Regions from separate parts of the Homo sapiens genome. Here region 2 is linked to region 1. Evidence: read pairs that join two places in POLR2A ChIA-PET (ENCODE). Cell type or tissue: GM12878. All regions are shown on one strand. Each heading gives the region's core, and the rest is flanking DNA. Links, peaks and the distances in the headings are about the cores only. Region 1 overlaps GNG7 (G protein subunit gamma 7). Region 2 has its middle 6.1 kb from the start of GADD45B.

Region 1 (5,367 bases), core at 136-5,135:
TTTTTTTTCTCTCAAGATGGAGTTTGGCTCTTGTTGCCCAGGCTGGAGTACAATGGTGGATGTCGGCTCACTGCAACCTCCGCCTCCTGGGTTCAAGCGATTCTCCTGCCTCAGCCTCCCGAGTAGCTGGGATTACAGGCATGCACCGCCATGCCCAGCTAATTTTGCATTTTTAGTAGAGACAGGGTTTCTCCATGTTGGTCAGACTGGTCTCGATCTCTTGACCTCGTGATCCGCCTGCCTCAGCCTCCCAAAGTGCTGGGATTACAGGCGTGAGCCACCGTGCCTGGCTCAAAGGTGTCTTCTTGAATGCCTATCGATGATGTGAGTGTTGAATAGGGCAGCTGCTCTCTCAGTCCTGCCTGAGCAAAGCTTTTCTCACCTACCAGTTCCTCCACGAGGCCCTGAGGGACACGAGAAGGGGCCTCAGCACGATGCCTGGGGCCACTGCAAACAGCAAAATCACCAAAAAGAGCACAAAAACGCAAACCCCGAGGCTCTCGCTAGACAGTAATGAGGGCGTGGTCCACCTAGGAGGGGAAACGGGGAGGCGGAGCGTGGCCTGGGCTCAGGGAACGCACGTCCATGACTCTAATTTCTTGTCTCTCTCTGCGTGTCCAAGGATAAGAGGGAAAGTACCCCAGGCATTGATTTGGGGTTCACAAATACACACCAAGCCGGCGAATTCGCAAATACGGACTCCGTGAATGACAAAGGGGACTACAGTACAAACCCAGCCTGTCCCTCGCGCCCCTAGTGTGCTGAGGGCCTGGCCGTGGCAGGAAGGAAGGGACCGCCTCAGACCCCACATCACCCCATCCCCCAGGTCTGTCTCCCACCGGCCCCCAGGGTCGATTCTCAGGAGAGGAGGTCCGACCTGCTTTAGGGGGCCCAAGCAGGACCCCTTACCTCCACATCTTATTTCTGTGTCCCACCCAGCCCTTCCCTTGAGGCAGTGATTCTCACCTGGGAGTGGCCCTGCTCCCAGGGGACCCTGGGCGGTGGCTGGGGACATTGTGGTTATCCAGACTTGGGGGTGCTCCTGGCATGGGGTAGGCGGACGCTGCGGTGCCCAGGACGGCCCTGCTCCAGAGAAGGATCCAGCCCCGATGTCCACAGGGCCTGGGGGGACCCTGAATTCATTATTTGGAAAAAAGCTGGGCGCGGTGGCTCACGCCTGTCATCCCAGCACTTTGGGAGGCCGAGGTGGGTGGATCACTTGATGTCAGGAGTTCGAGACCAGCCTGACCAACATGGGTAGACCCCGTCTCTACTAAAAATACAAAAATTAGCCAGGCGTGGTGGTGGGTGCCTGTAATCCCAGGTACTCAGGAGGCTGAGGCAGGAGAACTGCCTGAACCTGGGAGGCGGATGTTGCAGTGAGCCGAGATCGTACCATTGCACTCCAGCCTGGGCGACAGAAGGAGACTGTTTCAAAAAAAAAAAAAAAAAAATTATTTGGGAAAACAGTTGAATGCAATTTCTGCTCACAGTAGGCATCAGAATAAGCTCCCGATGGGGCAGACGGTGTGTAAACCAGAGGGATCCCAGCTCCTGGGACTCACCTCCTCTCTCCCTCCCCCATTCAAGGTGTGGATTGCAATGTGTGCAGCCTCCTGGGACCTCAGCAGGGCAGAGGATCATGGGACGCAGAGTCTCTTGGGGGTCCGTGGAATCCCATAACCCAGGGGGGCTCAACCAGGATGATTCTGCTCCCAGGGGATGCTGGGCCATGTCTGGGGACATCTGTGGCTGTCACGACTGGGGGTGCTCCTGGAATGGAGTGGGTGGAGGCCAGGGACGCTGTTCAGCACCCTGCAGTGCCCAGGTTGGCCCAACCCCAGAGAATGACCCAGGCCCCAATATCCACGGTGCCCTGGGGAGACCCTGGTTAGGTCCTGTCACAGTTTTGGTGTCAGCACCACTGCCCTTCTGTGCCCAGGAGGGGCCCTGTCCTCCCCTTGTCCCTTCCTCTCTGCACCCTGGCCTGGGTCTTTGACCCTCCCAGCTCTTAGCACTCTTGGACACACAATCCCCACAAGAGCCTCTCTCAGAAAGATAGAAATGACACTGGTTGGCCGGGCGCAGTGGCTCATTCCTGTAATCCCAGCACTTTGGGAGGCCGAGGCGGGTGGATCACCTGAAGTAGGAGTTCAAGACCAGTCTGCCCAACATGGTGAAACTCCGTCTCTACTAAAAAAAAAAAAAAAAATTAGCTGGGCATAGCGGCAGGCGCCTGTGATCCCAGCTACTCGGGAGGCTGAGGCAGGAGAATCGCTTGAACCTGGGAGGCAGAGGTTGCAGTGAGCCGAGATTGCACCATTGCACTCCAGCCTGGGTGACAAGAGCAAAACTCTGTCTAAAAAAAAAGAAATGACACTGGCTTCTTTCTCTTCTTTGCACTCTGAAAAGCACCTGAGAGCAAAGTGCCCAGCAGAGGCAGCTGCCCCGGGGCGACCCGAGAAACAGGAAACCCTGTTTCTGAGCTTCGCAGGCTCTTCTGGGAGACCAGCGGGTAATCCCCTTCCTCCGACATTTCTCTGAGAAGTCTCTCTGCGTTCTGCTTCTCAGAAAGAAACCAGGGTCCGGGGCAGGCATTCACGCCCTCCACCCACTCAGGGGTTTGCAGTAACACCCTTGGGATCTGCAGGTTCACACAGAGCCAGAGCCGTGAGTCACCGCAGCCCCGGAGCTGCCGGGGTCCCCACCTGCTCAGCCCCAGGAACACACATCTACAGCGGGTTCCTTTTTCTTTTCTTTCTTTTTCTTTCTTTTTTTTTTTGAGACAGAGTCTGGCTCTGTCGCCCAGGCTGGAGTGCAGTGGCGCGATCTCGGCTCACTGCAACCTCCGCCTCCCAGGTTCAAGTGATTCTCCTGCCTCAGCCTCCCAAAGTGCCGGGATTACAGGCGTGAGCCACCGCGCCCCGCTCCTTTTCCTTTTCTTTTAAATGATTAATACTCATGATTTCTGTTCAGCTGAAAGCTACACTCACTTTCAATACCTACAACAGGGTTTTTCCCCCCGGGCACTGTGGACACTGGGGCCAGATCCTTCTCTGGGGTGGGGCCATCCTGGGCACTGCAGGGTGCTGAGCAGTGTCCCTGACCTCCACACACTCCATGCCAGCAGCAGGTGCCCCCAGACATTTACTGAGTGTACCCTGGTCAGGGGGGACAGGATCGCTCCCAGCGTACACTGGAATCTTAGGGGATTCCACAGACCCCCAAGAGACTCTGCGTCCATAATCCTCTGCCCTGCTGAGTTCCCAGAAGGCTGCACACATTGAAATCCACACTCTGAGTGGGGAGGGAGAGAGGATGTGAGTCCCAGGAGCTGCAGTCCCTCTGGTTTACACCATCGGCCCCATCGGGAGTTTATTCTGGTGTCCAGTGTGAGCAAGGGACAGATTCAATCTTTTTCTTTTTCTTTTTTTTTGTTTTTTGAGACAGAGTCTCGCTCTGTCGCCCAGGCTGGAGTGCAGTGGCGTGATCTCGGCTCACTGCAAGCTCCTCCTCCCGGGTTCACGCCATTCTCCTGCCTCAGCCTCCCAAGTAGCTGGGACTACAGGCGCCCACCACCACGCCCAGCTAATTTTTTTTTTGTACTTTTAGTAAAGACGGGGTTTCACCGTGTTAGCCAGGATGGTCTCGATCTCCTGACCTCGCGATCCACCTGCCTCAGCCTCCCAAAGTGCTGGGATTACAGGTGTGAGCCACTGCGTCCGGCCCAGTATTTTTCAAATAATGAACACAGGTCTCTCCCGTTCTGTACTCTGGACATTGGGCCTGGATCATTCTCTGGGGTGGGGCCGTCCTCGGCACTGTAGGCTGCTGAGCAGCGTCCCTGGCCTCCACCCACTCCATGCTGGGAGCACCCCGTAGTCGTGACTACCAGAAATGTCCCCACATTCTACTCAGGATCCTAAGAGAACCACTCCCAAGCATTATTGAGGTCACACTTTTTTTTGTTTTTGTTTTGAGATAGGTTTCATTTCTGTCGCCCAGGCTGGAGTGCAGTGGCACGATCTTGGCTCACTGCAACCTCTGACTCCCGGGTTCAAGTGATTCTCCTGCCTCAGCCTCCCTATAGTAGTTGGAACTACGGGTGTGCACCACCACGCCTGGCTAATTTTGGAATTTTTAGTAGAGATGGGGTTTCGCCATGTTGCCCAGGCTGGTCTTGAACTCCTGACCTCAAGTGATCTGCCCACCTCGGCCTCCCAAAGTGCTGGGATAATAGGCATGAGCCACCGCGCCCGGCCCAGGTCACACCTTTGAACACTTCAGTGGGCTCATTTTATGTGTGAATTTTTAGCCTAATTGTGAACTGTTGAGTTATTTAAACCTTCGCACCCAAACTTCCTTGGTCCAGAGAGGATTTGAAGCTCATACATAAACAACACAGCAGCATTGCAAATCAAGGAATGGAGGAGACGGTGAAGGTGGTATTTGGGGGTGTTGGGTGGGGTGGGAGAAACAGCAGGGAAAAATCAAAGGATGGTTAGCCAATGAGAATGGTGTTCGTGTGTGTAAGGGCAGGCTCCTAAACAGGAGTGTAGCTAATTTTCAACTCAAGAAAAAGAATGTGTATTGAATGCAGTGGGTTGAATAGTGTCCCGCAAAAGCTCACGTCCTCCTGGAAGCTTGGCACGTAACCTTCTCAGAGATGGGGTCTCTGCAGATGGAAGATGATACGGATCTTGGGATGAAATCATCATCCTGTTTGTAGGGTGGGCCCTAAATCCAATGACTGGTGTCCTTTTAAGAAGGAGAGACACAGGCTGAGATTGGTGGCTCACACCTGTAAACCCAGAACTTTGGGAGGCCGAGGCGGGAGGATCGCTTGAGGCCAGGAGTTCGAGACCAGCCTGGCCAACGTGGTGAAACCCCATCTCTACCAAAAATACAAAAATTAGCCAGGCATGGTGGCGTGCACCTGTACCACTCGGGAGGCGGAGGCACGAGAATTGCTTGAACCCAAGAGGCGGAGGTTGCAATGAGCCAAGATGGTGCCACCGCACTCCAGCCTGGGTGACAGAGCAAGACTCTGTCTCAAAACAGACAAACAAACACCAAGAAGGAGAGATTTAGAGATGCAGAGGAGAGGACATGGCTGTGTGGAGATGGAGGCAGAGACTGGGGTGACACGGCCACAAGCCAGACTCCTAGAGCCCCCAGAAGCTGGGAGAGGCCGGAAGGACCCTGCCCCTGGAGTCTCTGGAGGGAGCCTAGCCCTGCAGACACCTTGATCTCAGACTTCTGGCCTCCAAAAGTAGGAGAGGAGACTGTCACAAAATGTCTGTTATTTAAAGCCCCGCAATCTGTAATAATTTGCATGGCACTCTAGGAAATGAATACATTGGTCAT
Region 2 (5,367 bases), core at 268-5,267, 92 kb before region 1:
GTGAGTCCATCTCTGCCCCCAACCAACCAGCAGCAAGCACCTGTTTACCTGGCCCACTCCCACTCCTTCCCACAAAACTGCCCTTGAAAAACCCCTAACCTAGGCTGGGCGTGGAGGCTCACGCCTGGAATCTCAGCACTTTGGGAGGCTGAGGTGAACGGATCACCTGAGGTTAGGAGTTCGAGACCAGCTTGGCCAACATGGTGAAACTCCATCTCCACCAAAAAAAAAAAAAAAAAAATTAGCTGGATGTGGTGGCGTGCACCTGTAATCCCAGCTATTCAGAAGGCTGAGGCGGGAGAACCTCCTGAACCCAGGAGGCAGAGGTTGCGAATTGCTTGAACCCAGGAGGCAGAGGTTGCAGTGAGCTGAGGTGGCGCCACTGCACCCCAGCCTTGGTGACAGAGCGAGACTCGTCGCAATAAAGAAAAACCTCTAACCTATGAGGTTTGAACAAGTTGATTTATGAATTCCATCTCCCACGTGGCGTGGCCAGCCTCATGTCTATTAAACTCTTTCTCTACTACAATGCTGTGGTCTCTTTCTCTTTCGTTGTTTCCTTTCTTTTCTTTTTTTTTTTTTTGAGACAGTCTCACCCTGTTGCCCAGGCTGGAGTGCAGTGGCTCAATCTCAGCTCACTGCAATCTCCGCCTCCCGGGTTCAAGCGATTCTCCTGCCTCAGCCTCCCGAATAGCTGGGATTACAGGCGCCCGCCACCACTATGCTCGGCTAATTTTGTATTTTTAGTAGAGACGGGGTTTCTCCATGTTGGCCAGGCTGGTCTCGAACTCCCGACCTCAGGTGATCTGCCCACCTCGGCCTCCCAAAGTGCTGGGATTACAGGTGTGAACCACCGCGCCCAGCCTCTATTTTTTTTTTTTTTTTAAGTAAAATACTTTGTTAGACTGGGGGTCTCCCTATGTTGCCCAGGCTGGTCTCAAACTCCTGGACTCAAGGAATCCTCCCACTTTGGCCTCCCAAAGTGCTGGGATTACAGGCGTGAGCCCCTGCACCCAGTCACGTGGTCTTTCTTTATGCAGTGGGCAGGAAGAACCCCTGCATAGCGGGGTGTGGTGGCCCATGCCTGCAATCCCAGCTATTTGGGAGGCTGAGATGGGAAGATTCCTTAAGTCAGGAGTTCAAGGCTGCAGTGAGCTGCGATGTCACTGCATTCAAGCCTGGGCAATAGAGCGAAGCCCATCTCTAAGAAAAAAAAAAAAAAAAAAATTAACCACCCTGGGGGATCACTGGAGCCAGGCCCGAAGCTGCCCACCATGCTAGCATTGTCTGCAATGCCTGCTGCCGGGGGTTCCAGCTGTTCCGATGTCTGTGAGCAAGTGTGTAAGTTGTAAAATACTCAGTGCAAGGCGAATGATTCCTGTCCATTGTGTAGCAAGAAATTTTGCCTCGACCAGAGAGAGATCTGGCTTTTGTTTCAGCCACTGGGAGGTGACTCTTAGGCCCCAGGAATGTCCTGCCTGATGGATATACCGTTCTGTTTTTTTTTTTTTTTTGAGACAGAGTCAGAGTCTCACTCTGTCTCCCAGGCTGGAGTGCAGTGGTGCGATCTCAGCTCACTGCAAGCTCCGTCTCCCGGGTTCAAGCGATTCTCGTGCCTCAGCCTCTCGGAGTAGCTGGGATTACAGGCGCCTTCCGCCACACCCAGCTAATTTTTGCATTTTTAGGAGAGAGGGGGTTTCACCATGTGGGCCAGGCTGGTCTCGAACTCCTGACCTCAAGTGATCCATTCGCCTTGGCCTCCCAAAGTGTTGGGATTACAGGTGTGAGTCACCGCGTCCGGCATTCGAGTGGCTTTCGAGGTCACTACAGTAGGGGAGGTGTACGGAGCACTTTCTATGCCAAGCCCATTCTAGGTCCTTGTTTTGGGTAAACATTTCCACAACCTGACTTTTCCCATGAAAAGAGGGAGTTTCAGGGAGGCTAAGCCACCAACCCAAGGACACACAGCTGATGACGGCTGCAGGTGGGATTTGAACCAGGCAAACGTGACCTCAGACAGAGCCTCTCCTTCTCCCTCTCTCTGCGAGGCATAGTCCCAGACCTGCCAGCCTCTTGCTGTGCACAGTTTCCCTGCCCCTCCCCTGCCACTGTCCTCAGAATTTCCCAAATGTGCCTCAGCCTTCGCCGTAGCCTCCGCTGCCACCTGGCGTGGTGATCCCACCTCCTCCCACCCCAGGCCTGTCTTACAAATGTCTGCAAGTTCAAATGATGACTCAGCTCCATCCCGAAACCTCTCCTTGGGGACAGGAGTCATGTCTTGCTCGTTTTGTTCATCTTTGCAGAAAAACATGATGTCAGAGCCCAGCCGCTGCCAATCACTTCCTGGCTACATCCGGAGTGACACGCAGACCCCTCCCCGCAGCCCCCAAAGCCCGTCTCTGTGAGCTCATCTTCCCGGCTCTCCCTCTTGCTTACTCTGTTCCACCCCCAGGGCCTCCTTGGGATTCCTCAAATGCAACAGGTGAGGTCCTGCGTCAGGGCCTTTTCAAACACTGTGCCTGCTGCCTGGGACCTCTGCCCCCAGAGCCCCTTGAACCTGACTTTTTACCGTTTTTTTTTTTTGAGACAGAGTCCTGCTCTGTTGTCCAGGTGGGGTGCAGTGGCATGATCTCGGCTCACTGCAATGTCTACCTCCCAGGCTCAAGTGAGTCTCCTGACTCGGCCTCCTGAGTAGCTGGGATTACAGGCATCTGCCACCACGCCTGGCCAACTTTTTGTATTTTTAGTAGAGACGGGGTTTCGCCATGTTGTCCGGGCTAGTCTCGAACTCCTGACCTCAAGTGATCTGCCCTCCTTGGCCTTCCAAAGTGCTGGGATCACAGGCATGAGCCACTGCACCCAGCCCGCCCCCACTTTTTTTTTTCTTTTTGAGGCAGGGCCTTGTTTTGTCGCCCAGGCTGGAGTGCAGTGGTGCGATCATAGCTCACTGCAGCCTCAAACTCCTGGGCTCAAGTGATCCTCCTGCTTTAGCCTCCCGAGTAGTTGGGACTACAGGTGTGCCCATCAGACCTGGCTAATTTTTAAAAAATTATTTGTGGCTGCGTGCGGTAGCTCACACCTGTAATCCCAGCACTTTGGGAACTCGAGGCGGGTGGATCATGAGGTCAGGAGTACGAAACCAACCTGGCCAAGATGTGAAACCCCATCTCTACTAAAAATTAGCCGGGCGCAGTGTAATCCCAGCTACTTGGGAGGCTGAGGCAGAAGAATCACTTGAACTCGGGAGGCAGAGGTTGCAGTGAGCTGAGATTGTGCCACTGCACTCCAGCCTGGGAGACAGAGAGAGACTTCGTCTCAAAAAAAAAAAAAAAAAAAAAGGCCAGGCGTGGTGGGTAACACCTGTAATCCCAGCATTTTGGGAGGCCGAGGTGGGCGGATCACGAGGTCAGGAGATCGAGACCATCCTGGCTAACACGGTGAAACCCCATCTCTACTAAAAATACAAACAATTAGCCGGGCGAGGTGGCGGGCGCCTGTAGTCCCAGCTACTCTGGAGGCTGAGGCAGGAGAATGGCGTGAACCTGGGAGGCGGAGCTTGCAGTAGCCGAGATCACACCACTGCACTCCTGGGTGACAGAGCCTGGGTGACAGAGCGAGACTCCGTCTCAAAAAAAAAATTATTTGTAGAGATGGGAGTCTTGCCAGGTTGCCCAGGCTGGTCTCGAACTCCTGAGCTCAAGCGATCCTCCCCACTTGGCCCCCAAGGGGCTGAGATTACAGGCATGAGTCTACCCTTAGAGACAGAGGCTGCACGAAGTCATGATCACACCACTGCACTCCAGCCTGGGCAATACAGGGAGACCTTGTCTCAAAAAAGAAAAAGAGAAAGGAACTAATCTCATTAGAAGACTCCACTCTCATGAGCTCATCTGACCCTAATCACTTCAAAGCCCCCCCGCAACACCGTGCCCAGCCTGCAGTACGTTTTTTTATTTTTTATTTTTATTTACTTATTTTTTTGAGATGGAGTCTTGCTCTGTCACCCAGGCTGGAGTGCAGTAGCGCGATCTCGGTTCACTGCAAGCTCCACCTCCTGGGTTCACACCATTCTCCTGCCTCAGCCTCCTGAGTAGCTGGCACTACAGGCGCCCGCCACCACGCCCGGCTAATTTTTTGTATTTTTAGTAGAGACAGGGTTTCACTGTGTTAGCTGGGATGGTCTCGATCTCCTGACCTCGTGATCTGCCCACCTCAGCCTCCCAAAGTGCTGGGATTACAGGCGTGAGCCACCACACCCGGCCACATTTTTTTTTTAACTCTGAATGAATGCAAAAACCTCTATGCTGGATAAAATTTTAAAAATTTATTTTGTTTAAAGCCAAATACGGTGACTCACGCCTGTAATTCCAACACTTTGGGAGGCCGAGGCAGGCAGATCATTTGAGGTCAGGAGTTCGAGATCAGCCTGGCCAACATGGCAAAACCCTGTCTCTACTAAAAATACAAAAAATTAGCTAGGTGTGGTGGAGGGCGCCTGTAGTCCTAGCTACTTGAGAAGCTGAGGCAGGAGAGTCACTTGAACCCAGGAGGTGGAGGTTGCAGTGAGCTGAGATTGCGCCACTGCACTCCAGTCTGGGTGACAGAGCGAGATTCTGTCTAAAAAAAAAAAAAAAAAAAAAGATTATGACAGGATTACTCATACTGATTATTCCTCTCACCTCAGGCTCCAAGATGGCCTCGGCGACACTGTTATTGATCTCATTTTTTATTTTATTTTATTTTTAGACACAGGGTCTCCCTCTGTTGCCCAGGCTGGAGTGCAGCGACACAATCATAGCTCACTGCAGCCTCAAACTCCCAGGCTCAAGTGATCCTCCCACCTCAGCCTCTCACGTAGCTGGGACTACAGGTGCGCACCACCACGGTCGGCTAATTTTTAAAATTTTTGTAGAGATGGGGTCTCCCTATGTTGCCCAGGCTGGTCTCAAACTCCTGGGCTCAAGCAATCCTCCTGCCTCGGCCTCCAAAAGTGCTGGGATTACAGAGGTGAGTTCTGGCGCCCAGCCCAAAGATAATAGCACACATTTCCTGAGTGCTTACCTGATTCTGGGAATTTCCTCCTTCAATGCCTGTGATGAAGCCTTTGTGTGACTGTTCCCATCTTACAGAGAAAGAAACTGAGGCTGGAGCTCATTTTCTTTTTTTTTTTTTTTTTGAGAAAGAGTCTCACTCTTGTTGTCCAGGCTGGAGTGCAGTGGCACGATCTCGGCTCATTGCAACCTCCACCTCCCGAGTTCAAGCGATTCTCCTGCCTCAGCCTCCTGAGTAGCTGGGACTACAGGCATGCGCCACCATGCCTGGCTAATTTTTATATTTTTAGTAGAGATGGAGTTTCACCATGCTGGC

What was found. ChIA-PET counts read pairs that join two places held together with the same protein. Peaks named below come from ENCODE experiments on the same cell type or tissue, not always from the same donor. Only the 100,000 strongest peaks of a DNase experiment are listed, where the experiment ranks them.
Region 2: POLR2A ChIA-PET joins it to region 1 with 5 read pairs; 34 of 35 experiments call an interaction of 5 or more read pairs at or near these places.

What each region holds. Positions count from the first base shown.
Region 1 is chr19:2,559,520-2,564,886 of GRCh38, forward strand. All of the region lies in intron 2 of GNG7 (G protein subunit gamma 7), which reads right to left. Among named protein-coding and RNA genes, the nearest start is that of MIR7850, 69 kb to the right of the region's middle. RefSeq lists enhancers at 197-697, 3,116-3,205. In GM12878, for the core only: no CTCF peak of the experiment used is centred there; DNase peaks (open chromatin) are centred at 2,572, 3,136 and 3,226; H3K4me3 peaks cover 1,607 bases; H3K27ac peaks cover 2,577 bases.
Region 2 is chr19:2,467,362-2,472,728 of GRCh38, forward strand. No RefSeq gene overlaps it. Among named protein-coding and RNA genes, the nearest start is that of GADD45B, 6.1 kb to the right of the region's middle. RefSeq lists an enhancer at 2,190-2,289. In GM12878, for the core only: no CTCF peak of the experiment used is centred there; a DNase peak (open chromatin) is centred at 2,255.